Linked DNA regions of Homo sapiens: regions 1, 3 and 4 are each linked to region 2. Evidence: chromatin contacts called from ENCODE Hi-C or POLR2A ChIA-PET data. All regions are on one chromosome and are shown on one strand. Each heading gives the region's core, a stretch centred on a gene start or an enhancer-like site at or near the end of the contact. The rest is flanking DNA. Distances are from core to core; before and after follow the strand shown. Region 1 holds the start of HSH2D (hematopoietic SH2 domain containing). Region 2 overlaps MYO9B (myosin IXB). Region 3 overlaps EPS15L1 (epidermal growth factor receptor pathway substrate 15 like 1). Region 4 overlaps EPS15L1 (epidermal growth factor receptor pathway substrate 15 like 1).

Region 1 (3,477 bases), core at 978-3,477, 980 kb before region 2:
CAATCTGTTAGGCACACAGGGCCTGCACCCAGGACCCAAGTGCTGTGTGGGACTTCCCAAAGGGCTTCAGCTTATTTAAAATCAGAAGAAAAAAAACTGAACATCCTAATAATAAATATACAATAAGGAATCCAGCCTGGACCACATCGGTCTTAATGCCAACACAGTTGTAAAATAGAATTTTAAGCTGGCACGGCGGCCCACACCTGTAATCCCAGCACTTTGGGAGGCTGAGGCGGGTGGATCACCTGAGGTCAGGAGTTTGAGACCAGCCTGGCCAACATAGTGAAACCTTGTCTCTACTAAAAATACAAACATTAGCCAGGCGTGTTGGTGGGCACCTCTAATCCCAGCTACTCAGGAGGCTGAGGCAGGAGAGTCACTTGAACCAAGGTGGGCGGATCGCTTGAGCCCCAGGAGTTTGAGACCAGCCTGGGCAACACAGCAAGATCCCATCTCCAAAAAAAATATTTTTTTAATTAGTCAGGTGTGGTGGTGTGTGCCTGTAGTCCCAGCTACTTGGGAGCCTGAGGCAGGAGGATCACTTGAGTCCAGCAGTTCAAGACTGCAGTGAGCTATGATCATACCACTGCACTCCAGCCTGAGTGACAGAGTGAAACTCTGTCTCTAAAATAGGTTAGTCAATTAATAAAAATATTTTAAAATATTTTATAATGGAGGAAGTCCTGGTGTGGACCTATGCGTGCCATGAGACCCCAGCCTGTCCAGGCTCAATTCAGTTTCAAGGCCTTTGTGCCTGCTCTTCCCTCCCCCAGCCTGGGCAATATAGCAAGACCCCATCTCTACAAAAAAATATACTCTTTCTGCACTACGCACTCCCCAAATCAAGATGATTCCTTCTCACCCTCAAATGCCCCTTCCTTCACGTCAGTTAGGTCACCTCTGTGGGTTTGTGCAACTGCTGTTCCCACTTCCTGTTTCCCCTTTGGATTTTTTTGTTTGTTTGGGGTTTTTTGTTTTTTTGTTTTGTTTTGTTTGGTTTTCGTTGGTTTTGTTTTGTTTGAGACGGAGTTACACTCTCGCTGCCCAGGCTGGAGTGCAGTGGTGAGATCTCAGCAAACCGCAACCTCCACCTCCCGGGTTCAAGCGATTCTCCTGCCTCAGCCTCCCAAATAGCTGGGATTACAGGCATGTGTCACCACGCCGGGCTAATTTTGCAGTTTTAGTAGAGACGGGATTTCTCCATGTTGGTCAGGCTGGTCGCGAACTCCTGACCTCAAATGATCTGCCCACCTTGGCCTCCCAAAGTGCTGGGATTACAGGCATGAGCCACCGCACCCAGCTGGTGTTTTTTTGTTTGTTTGTTTTGCGGGGGACAGAATTTCCCTCTGTCATCCAGGCTAAAGTGCAGTGGCGTGATCTCGGCTCACTGCAGCCTCTGCGTCCCTGGTCCAAGCGATTCTCTTGCATCAGCCTCCTGAGTAGCTGGGATTACAGGCACCCGCCACCACGCCTAATTTTTGTATTTTTAGTAGAGACAGGGTTTTACCATGTTGGCCAGCCTGGTCTCAAACTCCTGGCCTCAAATGATCCACCCGCCTCGGCCTCCCAAAGTGCTGGGATTACAGGCGTGAGCCACCGCGCCCAGTTTCTGTTCCCCCTTTGTTGCTTTTGTTTTTGTTTTGAGAAGGAGTCTCACTCCGTTGCCCAGGCTGGAGTGCAATGGTGCGATCTCTGCTCACTGCAACCTCCGCCTCCCGGGTTCAAGCAATTCTTGTGCCTCAGCCTCCTGAGTAGCTGGGATTACAGGCGTGCGCCGCCACACCCGGCTGATTTTCGTATTTTAATAGAGACGGGGTTTTGCCATGTTTGCCAGGCTGGTCTCAAACTCCTGACCTCAAGTGATCCGCCTGCCTCAGCCTGTCAAAGTGCTGGGATTGCAGGTGTGAGCCACCGCACCCGTTCCCCGTTCTCCCTTTGTAATGATGTCTCACTCCTCTTCACTGCTTGATAGATTATAGATGCCAGGAGTCAGGGGGCCTGCACCTGTCTCCGTGTCACCCCTGTGTCCTCCAAACAGCAGGCACACAGTAGGTGCTCAATAACAACTTGCTGGGGGCAAGACAGGAGCAAGCTGTCTCTGCACCTGTGGCACCAGATGCTTTGTTGGACTGCAGACAGGGTGACTTGAGCTGTCCTTGTTCCGCCCCCAGGGCTCACCTGCTTGAGGAAACAGGAACTGCCTCGGGGCAGCCAGCCCCGCCCCATTGACGTGCAGACCTTGAATCGAAACCCAGGCTCCTGCAGGCACTGGCACAGCTACAGCGAGGGCCTCGGCCATCCAAGGGTCTCCCAGGTATGTGACCCAAGAGCCTCAGCCCTCGAGGAGACAGAACGTGGGGGCTGGGCTAGGCCAGAAGGAGGGACAGGGCTAGTGGGGCCTGGGGTGGCAGGAGGGATTTTCTAGGGGCATGGGGGAGAGCTTCGTGGAGGAGGGGGTATTTGTGGTGACCACAAATGGAAAATGGAGCTGGAGTTAGGGAAAAGGGGGTCTTGGCAAGACAACAGCATGAGCAAAGGTATGGAGAGGCAAGAGAGAGAGAGCAAGGATGTCTTTAGGTCTAGAATGTGGGTAGCGGGGAAGTAGAGGAGGCTCCCAGGCCAGGGTCAGGAGCTTGAATTTGAGCATGCGGTCTTTCATCACTAGATAGCTGTTCACCAGCAAAGACCCTTGCACCCTCCTCTGTGCCAGGCCAGCACCAGGACACAGAAAAAAACAACAACACAGGAACCTAGCCCTAAGCCCTGATCCCTAGGAGGCCCTCAGGCTGGTGGAGACAGAGCAAGATAAAGACACTCTAGCTCCATGGAGTCATGGCTGGACCAGAGAGAGGAACAGGGGGGAACGTTGGGGACAGAGAGGGGTGCCAGGGTGTTGTCTGGGGGGAGATGCAGGAAAGCTGCCTGGAGGAGGGGACATTTTTACTGGGTTTTGAAGGATAAATAGGAGCTCTTCCAAGTAAAAAAAAAGAATAAGCCTGTAAACATTACCCCATGATAGGTCACAACTGGATTCATGAATATTGTATATATATCTCTATATATACACAGTGCTAGCTAAACTTTCCTAGGTAAATATCATTATTCCCAAATTAAAGACAGAAATACAGGGACAGAGAGCCATTAAGTGACTTATCTGAGGTCACACAGCGGCTAAGTGGGCGAGCTAGGGTTTGAACCCAGGCCATCTGGGTCGAATTCTAGGCTCTTTTTTTTTTTTTTTTTTTTTTTTGAGACGGAGTCTTGCTCTGTCGCCCAGGCTGGAGTGCAGTGGCTCGATCTCAGCTCACTGCAAGCTCTGCCTCCCGAGTTCACGCCATTCTCCTGCCTCAGCCTCCCAAGTAGCTGAGACTACAGGCGCCCGCCACCACACCCAGCTAATTTTTCGTATTTTTAGTAGAGACGGGGTTTCACCATGTTAGCCAGGATGGTCTCAATCTCCTGACCTCGTGATCT
Region 2 (3,379 bases), core at 149-2,648:
AGGTACAAACAGACCAAAATTGCAGGTTTTCTAAAAATCAGTGACAAACACCCGTATGTTATCAGAATCCATGGGCTATATTTAAAGTGATGGTAGGAGGACACCACATAGCTGAACACCCATTAGATCCACAAATAGGAAAGAACGGAAGTAAATGAATTCATGTCCTATCTCAAGCTGAGAAAAAAGAACAAAGTAACCCCCAAAGAGAATGATTTGGGCATCAAATGGGCAAGATGAGGCCAGCTGCGGTGGCTCACACCTGTAATCCCAGCACTTTGGGAGACCAAGGTGGGCAGATCAGTTGAGCTTAGGAGTTCGAGACCAGCCTGGGCAACATAATGAAACCCCATCTCTACCAAAAATACAAAAACTTAGCCGGGCGTGGTGGCACATGCCTGTGGTCCCAGCTACTTGGAGGGCTGAGGGTGGAGAATCACTTGAGCCTGGAAGGCAGAGGTTGCAGTGAGCCAAGATCATGCCACTGCACACTAGCCTGGGCAACAGAGTAAAACCCCATCCCCCCCCCCCCAAAAAAAGGGTAAGATGAGCCCTAGGGGAAATATGATAAATTCTTCAGATGTTTTCACAGCCTTGAGAACCAAACAGGACCTTCCCCCATCAAAGCCTGGTTTGTTCTGTATTCTTTCTGTGACCTAGTACGTGGTTTCGTGATAACCTAAACCCAAATTTAGTGACATATGTAAGATTTCAGTAACTTGTTTCACACTTAGGTTTTTGTTGTTATTTAAGGCTTCCCCTACCCCACCCCTGTAGGGTTTGCTGTGAGACTTTAGCTCATGGTAGGAGTCTGTCCTTAAAGGGCCACGTCCTAGCCCTGGGAGTCCTTGCTGCGTTTCAGTGTTTGCTGTAATGCCATCTGCGTCTGTGGCTGACAGTTGGTGTCTCTTGTGAACTGGGACATACGGCGTTGGGAGCACTCAGCTCTCTGTACATCCCTGCCGTCCGTCCATCTGACCAGCAACCAGCTATCGAGAGCCTGCCGGGGTGCCCCAAACCCCTTGAGCAACCAGAAAAGAACAGAACCCGGCAGCAGCTAGGCTAGGGGCCCTGGAGAGCCTCCACTTCCTCCTCTGCGAATAGGGGAGCCATGAGGTTGGGGTGACTCTTCCACTTCCTGCCCCCACATCCGCAGGCCAACTGAGCCTGCAGCTGCCTCCTGTGCAGGCTTGGGCTTGGGGGTGTGGGGAGTCCTGTCTTGCACCACATAGCTGCCTCCTCACCTCCATGACACCCACCCCCTTCGCAGGGTCTTCCTTGTGCCTGGCTGGCATCATCCCCGACATGGCCCCCACTAACCTCCTCATTCCCTCGGCCCCGCCTTCACCACAGCTCTGAGCTCTGTTGAAAGCATCAGCTAAACTTCTCATTTCCTCGCCTCCAGCCCTGCCTGCTGGCCTCCGCCCCCTCTGCTCCCAGCTCCCAGGGAGTCTCTTCTCACCCAGCCCTCCTTGGGCACGTGACCCTGTGGACCCATTTTGTCCTGGGTGCTTCCCAGGCCTGCTCCTCCACGTCCCCACCATGGCCTCGGGAGACCAGTCACCCAGGGTGACACTCACCTCCTGCCGACCCATCCTGCTGGAACCATGTCGGGGATCCCCGGAAAACCCCATTTAACAGAGGATCCAGAACAGCGGCCCCTGGCCACTCTTTTCTCACGAAAACCAGACAGTCTGTATTTCACACAGATCCTAGGGGCCACCCAGTCTCTGTCAGAATGGCTTGACTCTGCTATTGTAACTCAAATGCAGCCTTAAGCCAGACCCAGACCGATGTGGCTGTGTGCCAGGAAAACGTCATTTGCTGCTGCTGAAAATTGAATTTCACATCAATTTCAGCCATCAAGAGATCTTTTGACTTTTTTTTTTCTTTTTTTTTTTTTTTGAGACGGAGTCTCGCCCTGTTGCCCAGGCTGGAATGCAGTGGTGCGATCTCAGCTCACTGCAGCCTCCTCCTCCCGGGTTCAAGCGATTTCCTGCCTCAGCCTCCCAAGTAGCTGGGACTACAGGCGCCCACCACCATGCCCGGCTAATTTTTGTGCTTTTAATAGAGACGGGGTTTCACCATATTGGCCAGGCTGGTCTCGAACTCCTGACCTTGTGATCCACCCCCACCCCCACCCCCACCCCCCACCCCCGGCCTTCCAAAGTGCTGGAATTACAGGCATGAGCCACCACACCCACCCGATCTTTTGACATTTTTTCTCCCCTAAGCATTTTTTTTTTTTTTTTCAGATGGAGTCTCACTCTGTCGCCCAGGCTGGAGTGCAGTGGCACAATCTTGGATCACTGCAACCTTTGCCTCCCAGGTTCAAGCGATTCTCCTGCCACAGCCTCCCAAGTAACTGGGACTACAGGTGCACACCACCACGCCCGGCTAATTTCATTTGTAGTTTGGTAGAGATGGGGTTTCACCATGTTGGCCAGGCTGGTCTCAAACTTGTGACCCACCCCCCTCGGCCTTCCAAAGTGCTGGAATTACAGGCATGATCCACCATGCCCGGCCAATTTTTTGACTTTTTTTCTCCCCTAAGCATTTTTTTTTTCCAGTTGGAATCTTGCCCTGTCGCCCAGGCTGGAGTGCAGTGGCGCAATCTTGGCTCACTGCAACCTTCGCCTCCCAGGTTCAAGCGATTCTCCTGCCTCAGCCTCCCGAGTAGCTAGGACTACAGGTGCCCACCACCACACCCGGCTAATTTCTTTTGTATTTTGGTAGAGACGGAGTTTCACCATGTTGGCCAGGCTGGTCATGAACTCCTGACCTCAAGTGATCCGCCCTCCTTGGCCTCCCAAAATGCTGGGATTATATGTGTGAGCCACCATACCCAGCCCCCTAAGCATTTTTAAAATGTGAAAACTGTCCCTAGAACGTAGGCTGTACAGTAATAGGTGGCTGGCCACACTTTGCAGACCCCCGGTAGAGATCACTGGTACCAGGAGGGTGTCCTCCATGTGGCCACACCCATGCCCCTACCTGTTTGTCTGTGACCGCTTTCCTGCCACATTGGCAGAGCTGAGCGGTGACAGCAGATGGAGCCAAAAATATTCACCACCTGCCCCTTCGCAGAACAAGTTTACTGGCCCCTGATTCACACAGAAAATCCCGCTTAATCCTCCATCTGCTAAGGCAGAGATTTTTCCAAAACCTTACCTTACAGGAGAGAAATCTGAAATCCAAGAGCCGTGAACTAATTTGCCCAAATTGCCCAGCAGTAGCCTTGAACCTCCAACCCTCCCCCTGGCCACCAGGATCCACTGAATCTTGCAAAGTGTCTCAGCAGAAGTAGCCTGCAACCTGGCTAGTCATGGTGGCTCAAGCCTGTAATCCCAGCTTTTTGGGAGGCCGAGGCAGGAGAATC
Region 3 (3,895 bases), core at 356-2,855, 760 kb before region 2:
CCCCATCATGCCTGTGTTCAGCTCTGCAGCCAAGCCCTGGGGCTGGGAGTGGCCCTGGAAGACGGTGTGGGGCATGGCGGCCACCCCCCTCAGCCTGTTTCTTAATCCAAACAAAGGGCTGTGTCCCCCCAACAATTGTTCATACGTTCAAGTCCTAACCCCTGTGCCTTAGAATATAACCATACTTGAAGATAGCATATTTAAAGGGGTAACTGAGTTAAAACGAAGTCAAAGGATCAATGACTGTCTTCACTGAAAGAACTTAGGACACAGATCTACACACAGAACAGCAATGTGAAGATGCACCAGGCCAAGGAGAGGTCTCAGAAGAAACCAACCCCACTGGCGCCTTGATCTTGGACTTTGAGCCTCTAGAACTGCGGGACAATCCATGTCTGCTGTTTAGGCTGAGATAGAGCAAGTGTGAGCAGGGAGCCACCAAAGCCACCGGCAGGGGCACCCTGGGGGACAGTGTGACAGTGTCCTGCACCCCAGCCTGTGGGTTTGCAGGGGATAGGGACAGTGACCTCAGCCAGTCCCTCGAGCCCCTGCCTGCTTCTGCCCAGCTTCTCCCTCCACGGGAAAGCCCCCCCTCCCCCAGGGTCCCTCACCACTCTGCTTCCCGTGGCACTGGCCTCTGGCACGGCTGAGGGTCAGCTCTGTGAAAAGCGGGCCCAGCATACCACAAATGCCAGCCAATACTGCCCCATGTCCCTGGTGCCCTCCAGCCCAGGGCTCGGCACACAGTGGGCTTCAGGAGGTCCTGGTGAACCAGGTGCCACCTGTTACAGATTCCACGGGTCTCCAGGGACCTGGGGCCCTTTGGAGCAACACCCTGGGGAGCGAGAAGGGAATAAAGGCATCTGCCCTTCCTGGTTTGCAGGAAACAGCAATGTTACTGTGCATGCTTGGGTATTTGATTTTTCCTCGAATACCTATGTGATATGGATCAAATAGCAAGATTCTAGCAGAGGAAACAGTTAAGTGTTTCCAGGGGAGAAGCTCAAAGTCCCAGGACACGGTGTAGCCCCCTGGGACGGGCAGCAAGTCCAGGGTGGACACTGCTTGATTTCTCGAAGCCGTTCCTGCAGGGAGTGATCACCTGAGGCAGATTTGCAAGAATGTGGAGGGAGGTGTAAAGGGAGGACGCCCCAGCCAGGCCCCCAAGAGCGACTGCCACGGTACAGAAGGTTCAAATAAATCAGTCATTTTTGAGCTGCTTTTCTTCTTCTTTTCAATGAAGATCTTCCTCCCTTGGTTTGGGGGGTTTAAAAAAAAGAAATTGGTTTTTGGGAGGAGCGGTTAAGAATTCTGCCTGCTACCATTTCAAGCTGAGGTTTCTGATGCGCAAAGAGATGTTCAGAGAGATGAAAAGCTTCGTTCACACCAAGAACTGCCTGTGCCTGGTTTTGCTCTGTTGCCGAAACCGTTGTTATTTAGAAATCATGACTATGGTAATATGAAACCAGGGCACATCAACTGCTGGCCTCTTGTTTTCAGAAGGAACATCAACAACAACAACGGTTTTTTTCTCAGTTGTTAGTGTTTGTGCTTTGGTAAGAGAGGAGATTTTGGACCTGACACGTGTGAGGTCAGCCGAGTGCCCGGTCCAGCTCTCGACCTTGCTAATGACCAGACGCTTTGAGCAAAGAAAGCCCCCGGCATCACTGTAGGGCCACGGCCCTCAGCCCAAACTTCCCACTTTTGCTCAGCGATTTATTTTTAGCGGCTGTATTTTTCAAACCTTCTAGGTCTAGTTCCTGCTTTTATGTAACCACTTCTGCTAACTCCTTAATCGTTTTTTCCGATTTTGTGAGGTATAGCTTATCTCAAACGTGACAAAGTAACTTTAATCTGCCTCCAGGCCCTGAAGCAAAAGCTGCCACGCGCACCCACGCCAGGGTTTTATACTTTTTTATGGCTCCAGAAAACATGAGTAAGGAGAGAGCTTTACTGACGCGCATTTCAGAAAAGGGGATGGAAATCATGAAAACAAAACCCAAAAAAGTGGGTATAGAAACATCTGGGAATGATGGCATCAAACCAGGTGCCAGGCATCATCCTGGCACCTGGTTCGATGCCATCAATCCTAGATATTTGCAGCGGGAACTACCGGGGACCACAGCAGACGGCAGTGAATAAAGACAAATGAAATTAAAGACCCTCTTGGGTGTGCTGACTGCCTACCGCAGGGAGACTTCATTAACAGGGGGCAAGGGATACAAGACTGAAGAAAACACAAAATAGAACTTATTTTCAAACCACAGCAGTTTCAACAGTTACCCAAGCGGTGTACCGAAACCACACACAGGACTGACTTTAGCAAAAACAATATGAACCAAATGGTTTACCACAGTATGTGCTGTTAAAAAAAAAAAAAAAAAAAAAAAAAAAAACTTGGTGGCCGGCTCCACCCTGATAGAAATTTCTTTAATTCTCCTATTTCTCAAGCTTCTTCTCGAGGCTGCGCACGCCCCTAGCACCCGGGATCGGGGCTGTGATGGGGCTGGCTCTGCTGCACTAGCGTTCTTGGTCAGCAAAGTTTTTCAAGGTTCTGACTTTTCTATCTTGCTTTGCAGGAAGCCCTCCGCTTAAAAGCATCCTCAAGAGCTGGGTGCAAAGCAAAAAAAAAAAAAAAAAAACCCAAAAAACAACAAACAAACAAAAAATTGAATAGAAATATACAATTGCAAACCATAAAAACGGTGAATGCTATAAAAACCTTGGAAAGGAAACTCTCTTGGTTTAAATTTTTTGCTTAGGAGGAGCATAAAAGGTTCAGGTGAGGTATGGTCTCAATCAATCCGATTAATAAAAATATTAGTAATAAACATGAGAGTGAGAGAGAGAGAGAGTGTGTGTGTGTGTGTGTGTGTTTGATCCTGGCTAGGTTCTGTTTATACAGTTCAGTTCAGTGCTGTACTTGGAAAATGCAGTTCTGCAGATGAGAGATACATACAAAAACAAAAAGAAAACAAAAAAATACAAAACAAGGGTTTGTGGTCAGGGAAGCTGCCCACCTTCGCTATTATCCTATACAACACAGAACGATCACACAACTCTCACTCATCCTACACAACTGTGGACACACATACACAACCATCATTGATCCTACACAATGGGACACACACACACAAGCATCACTGATCCTACACAACAGTGGACGCACACATACAACCATCATTGATCCTACACAACAGGGGACACACATGCACAAGCATCATTGATCCTACACAACAGGAGATGGCTACACAACTGTCATTCATCCTGCACAATATGGACACTCACACAACTCCCATTCATCCTACACAACAGAGGATGCCCACACAATTGTCATTCATCCTGCAGAACACAGACACCCACACAACTGTCATTCACCCTACACAACAGGTGATCCCACACATCTCTCGTTCATCCTGCACAACATGCACACCCACACAACTGTTATTCATTCCACACAACAGGTGGTGCCCACACAACCATCATTCACCCTACACAACACAGGCACCCACCTGTCATTCACCCTACACAACAGGCGATCTCACAAAACCATCATTCACCCTACATAACACAGACACCCACCTAACTGTCATTCACCCTACACAACAGGTGATCCCACAAAACCATCATTCACCCTACACAACACAGACACCTATGCAACTGTCATTCACCCTACACAACAGGTGATCCCACACAACCACAACTGTCATTCATCCTACACAACACAGATGCCCATACAACTGCCAGGTTTCTGAGAGTCACGCTGCCTAGGAGAGCAGTGGCCCGGGCGGGGCACCACTCCAGCAGAGCTCATCCAAGGCCACTGACATGTCTTATTCCACCCTCCCCATCCTGCCAGAAAAAAAGCTTAGCTGCGGGGAGAGGGGAGAAAGAA
Region 4 (3,459 bases), core at 629-3,128, 680 kb before region 2:
CCACTGCACTCCAGCCTGAGCGACAGAGCAAGACTTCATCTTCGGAAAAAAAAAAAAAGGCAGAGAAGCTAAAACAATTCTGAAAAAGAATAATAAAGTGGAAAGAGTCAGTCTACCTGATTTCAAGACTGACTCTATAGCTAGAGTAGTTAAGACAGTGGAGTATTGGCAGGGGGCGGGCACAGACAGTAATGCACAGAACAGAATGTAGAATCTGAGAAACAGACACACACAGATCTGCCCAGTGGATTTCTTGACAAAGGTGCAAAAGTATTTCAGGAGGAAGGAAAGCCTTTCCACAAAGGGCACTGGAGCAATCGGCATCCATAGGAAAAACATGGGCCTCGAACTAAAAGTCTTATGCCTCGTACAAAATGTAACTCAAAGTGGATCATGAATTCAAATGTAAAACATAATCCTCAGGATCTAGGGCAAAGCAAAGAGTTCTTAGACTTGACACCAAAAGCCCGATTCACAAAAGGAAAGATTGGCAGACAAACTTTATGTTTGCACTGTGAAAGAGCCATGTAAGGCCTGGCGTGGTGGTTCATGCCTGTAATCCCAGCACTTTGGGAGGCCGAGGCAGGAGGATCACCAGAGTTTGGGAGTTCAAGACCAGTCTGACCTACATGGAGAAACCCCATCTCTACTAAAAATGTAAAATTAGCCAGGCATGGTGGCGCATGCCTGTAATCCCAGCTACTCGGGAGGCTGAGGCAGGAGAATCGCTTGAACCCGGGAGATGGAGGTTGAGGTGAGCCGAGATCACACCATTGCACCATTGCACTCCAGCCTGGGCAATAAGAGCAAAATTCCGTATTAAAAAAAAAGGGGGGGGGAGAAAGGCCGGGCGCGGTGGCTCACACCTGTAATCCCAGCACATTGGGAGGCCAAGGTAGGCGGATCACCTGGGGTCAGGAGTTCAAGACCAGCCTGGCTAACATGGCTAAAAATACAAAAAAATTAGCTGGGTGTAGTGGTGTGCACCTGTAATCCCAGCTACCCAGGAGGCTAAGCCAGGAGAACTGCTTGAACCCAGCGGGCAGAGGCTGCAGTGAGCCGAGATTGTGCCACTGCACTCTAGCCTGGGTGACAGAGCAAGACTCCGTCTCAAAAAAAAAAGCCAGATAAAAAGGTGAAAAGGCAAGCTACAGACTAGAAAGAAAGGTTTGCAAAGCACATATCCAACAAATGACTACTATCTAAAATATATACTAGAGAGCTCTCAAATTCAACAGCATAAAAAAGAAAACAATCAAATTAGAACATGGGCAAGCCAGGCATGGTGGTGCGTACCTGTAGTCCCAGCACTTTGGGAGGCCAAAGCAGGAGGACTGCTTGAGCCCAGGAGTTCCAGACCAGCCTGGGCAACATAGTGAGACCCCATCTCTACATGAAATTAAAAAACTAGCCAGGCGTCGTGGTGCACACCTGTAGTCCCAGCTACTCAGGAAGCCAAAGCAGGAGGATTGCTTGATCCCAGGAGTTCAAGACCAGCCTGGGCAACATAACAAGATCTGATTTCTTAAAAAACAAACAAACAAACAAACAAACAAACAAAAAAACACGAAGAAGAAAAGAACATGGGCAAAAGATCTGAAGGCAAAAAGACATTTTACCAAAGAGGAAATATAGCAGATGGCAAATAAACGTATGAAAATATGTTTAACATCATTAGCAAAAAGAAGAATGCAAATTAAAACCACAGTGAGATGCCACTGCACGCTATCAGAGTGGCTAAAATAACAAATAGTGACAACATCAAATGCTGGTGAGGATGCAGGCAAACTGGGCCACTCATACACTGCTGATGGGAAAGTTAAAAGGTACGGTGACTCTGGAAACAGACTGGCAGTTTCTTAAAACAACAACAACAAAAAAAAACTAAACACAACATGAAACTACCGCATGAACCAGCAACTGTCCTGGGCATTTACCCGGGAGAAATGAAGAGTCATGTTCATACCACATCCTGTATGCAGTGTTGGCCACAGCTTTATATGTCACTGCTCCAAACTGGTAACACCCCGGATGTCCTCCAATAAGTGAGTGGTTCAGCAAACTGTGGTCCAAGCACACCATGGAATACTACTCAGCAATGAAAAGGAATGAACAGCTGACACATATGCAATAATCTGGATGACTCTCCAGAGAATTATGCTGAATGACAAAGGCCAAACCTCAAAGGTTACATACTGAATAATTCCATCACATAACATCATTAAAATGATAAAATTGTAGAAATGAACAGAGTGGTGGTTGCCGGGGATAAGGAAGAGATGGGCTGGGAGGGAAGTGGGTGTGGCTATAAAAGGGCAACAGGAGGGACGTGTTCTGTACCTGGCTATCAACAAGACCCTATCTCTACAAAAAAAAAAAAATAGCCACGCATGGTGGCACATGCCTGTGGTCCCAGCTACTCAGGAGGCTGAGGCAGAAGGATTACCTGAGCCCAGGAGTTCAAGGCTGCAGTGAGCTATGATCGTGCTACTGCACTCCAGCCTGGGCAACAGAGCTGTCTCTTAAAAAAGAAAAAAAAAGCTTTCAAACCTTGATTCCGTGCTCTGATGCCCTCCCCAGTCCATGTCATTCACCTTGCTGCTTTGCTGAATGTCTAAACTCTCAGGGGTGGTTCTATTGCTTCTCGGTTCCTCTCCAGGGCAGGGAACGCATGCCTTACCCCTGTGTCATGCCCCACTGCAGGCCCTGAGTTCTGTCTGGGCTGGACGGAGGCCGTGAGCCCCAGGCATGTCCATCTTCTTTTTTTTTTTTTTTTTTTTTGAGACGGAGTCTCACTTTGTTGCCCAGGCTGGAGTGCAATGGTGCGATCTCGGCTCACTGCAACCTCCGCCTCCCAGGTTCAAGTGATTCTCCTGCCTCAGCCTCCCAAGTAGCTGGGATTACAGATGCATGCCAACACACCTGGCTAAATTTTTGTATTTTTTAGTAGAGACAGGGTTTCACCATGTTGGCCAGGATGGTCTCGCCCTCCTGACCTCAGGTGATCCACCCGCCTCAGCCTCCCAAAGTGCTGGGATTACAGGCGTGAGCCACCACGCCTGGCCAGGGCATGTCCAACTTCTGCTGGTCTCGCAAGGTGGTCATTTGGGTCCCCAGAGAATCCAGGACTCTTCCTTCAGAACCTGAACATAGCCATCATCATCAATATCCCAGATGCAATACTGTACCACCATTATGCAAATGTTGCTTCAGAGGAAACTGGATAAATGGTACAGGCTCTTTTTTTTTTGAGACAAGAGTCTCGCTCTGTTGCCCAGGCTGGATGGCAGTGGTGCAATCTTGGCTCACTACAACCTCCGCCTCCCAGGTTCAAGCAATTCTCCTGCCTCAGCCTCCCGAGTAGCTGGGATTACAGGCACCCACCACCGTGCCCGGCTAGTTTTTATACTTTTAGTAGAGACCGGGTCTCACCACGTTGGCCAGGCTGGTCTTGAACTC

The links. A loop is a pair of places that touch in the nucleus more often than their neighbours do. ChIA-PET counts read pairs that join two places held with the same protein, here RNA polymerase II (POLR2A). Pooled maps may share reads with other maps.
Region 1: a loop to region 2 is called in a pooled map, with 5 times the contacts of the local background. The contact joins the promoter of HSH2D here to the enhancer-like site in region 2. A Hi-C loop is called at or near these places in 4 of 50 pooled maps. POLR2A ChIA-PET finds 5 or more read pairs at or near these places in 2 of 52 experiments (GM12878 and activated CD4-positive, alpha-beta T cell).
Region 3: a pooled map shows a loop between it and region 2 (5-fold over the local background). The contact joins two enhancer-like sites. A Hi-C loop is called at or near these places in 1 of 168 maps with a recorded cell type or tissue (natural killer cell) and 6 of 50 pooled maps. POLR2A ChIA-PET finds 5 or more read pairs at or near these places in 1 of 52 experiments (activated naive CD4-positive, alpha-beta T cell).
Region 4: a loop to region 2 is called in a map with no recorded cell type, with 10 times the contacts of the local background. The contact joins two enhancer-like sites. A Hi-C loop is called at or near these places in 3 of 37 single-sample maps with no recorded cell type and 5 of 50 pooled maps. POLR2A ChIA-PET finds 5 or more read pairs at or near these places in 2 of 52 experiments (OCI-LY7 and naive thymus-derived CD4-positive, alpha-beta T cell).

The regions. Positions count from the first base shown.
Region 1 is chr19:16,141,458-16,144,934 of GRCh38, forward strand. It overlaps HSH2D (hematopoietic SH2 domain containing), which reads left to right and starts at 2,228. Exons shown (of 6, transcript NM_001382417.1): 1 at 2,228-2,317. RefSeq lists enhancers at 1,521-1,570, 1,669-2,363, 1,851-2,010, 2,091-2,350, 2,491-2,570 and 2 more.
Region 2 is chr19:17,124,778-17,128,156 of GRCh38, forward strand. The region is part of intron 2 of MYO9B (myosin IXB); the gene reads left to right. Among named protein-coding and RNA genes, the nearest start is that of SNORA118, 34 kb to the left of the region's middle. RefSeq lists enhancers at 838-1,227, 1,338-1,777. Within about 2 kb of position 1,399, at least 29 of the 41 ENCODE cell types and tissues checked have a DNase peak (open chromatin) inside an H3K27ac peak, as active enhancers do; they include GM12878, OCI-LY7 and natural killer cell, where a contact is called at or near this core.
Region 3 is chr19:16,365,131-16,369,025 of GRCh38, forward strand. The region is part of intron 22 of EPS15L1 (epidermal growth factor receptor pathway substrate 15 like 1); the gene reads right to left. Among named protein-coding and RNA genes, the nearest start is that of KLF2, 42 kb to the left of the region's middle. RefSeq lists enhancers at 1,211-1,280, 1,431-1,660. Within about 2 kb of position 1,606, at least 14 of the 41 ENCODE cell types and tissues checked have a DNase peak (open chromatin) inside an H3K27ac peak, as active enhancers do; they include natural killer cell, where a contact is called at or near this core.
Region 4 is chr19:16,447,718-16,451,176 of GRCh38, forward strand. All of the region lies in intron 1 of EPS15L1 (epidermal growth factor receptor pathway substrate 15 like 1), which reads right to left. Among named protein-coding and RNA genes, the nearest start is that of EPS15L1, 23 kb to the right of the region's middle. Within about 2 kb of position 1,879, at least 8 of the 41 ENCODE cell types and tissues checked have a DNase peak (open chromatin) inside an H3K27ac peak, as active enhancers do; they include OCI-LY7, where a contact is called at or near this core.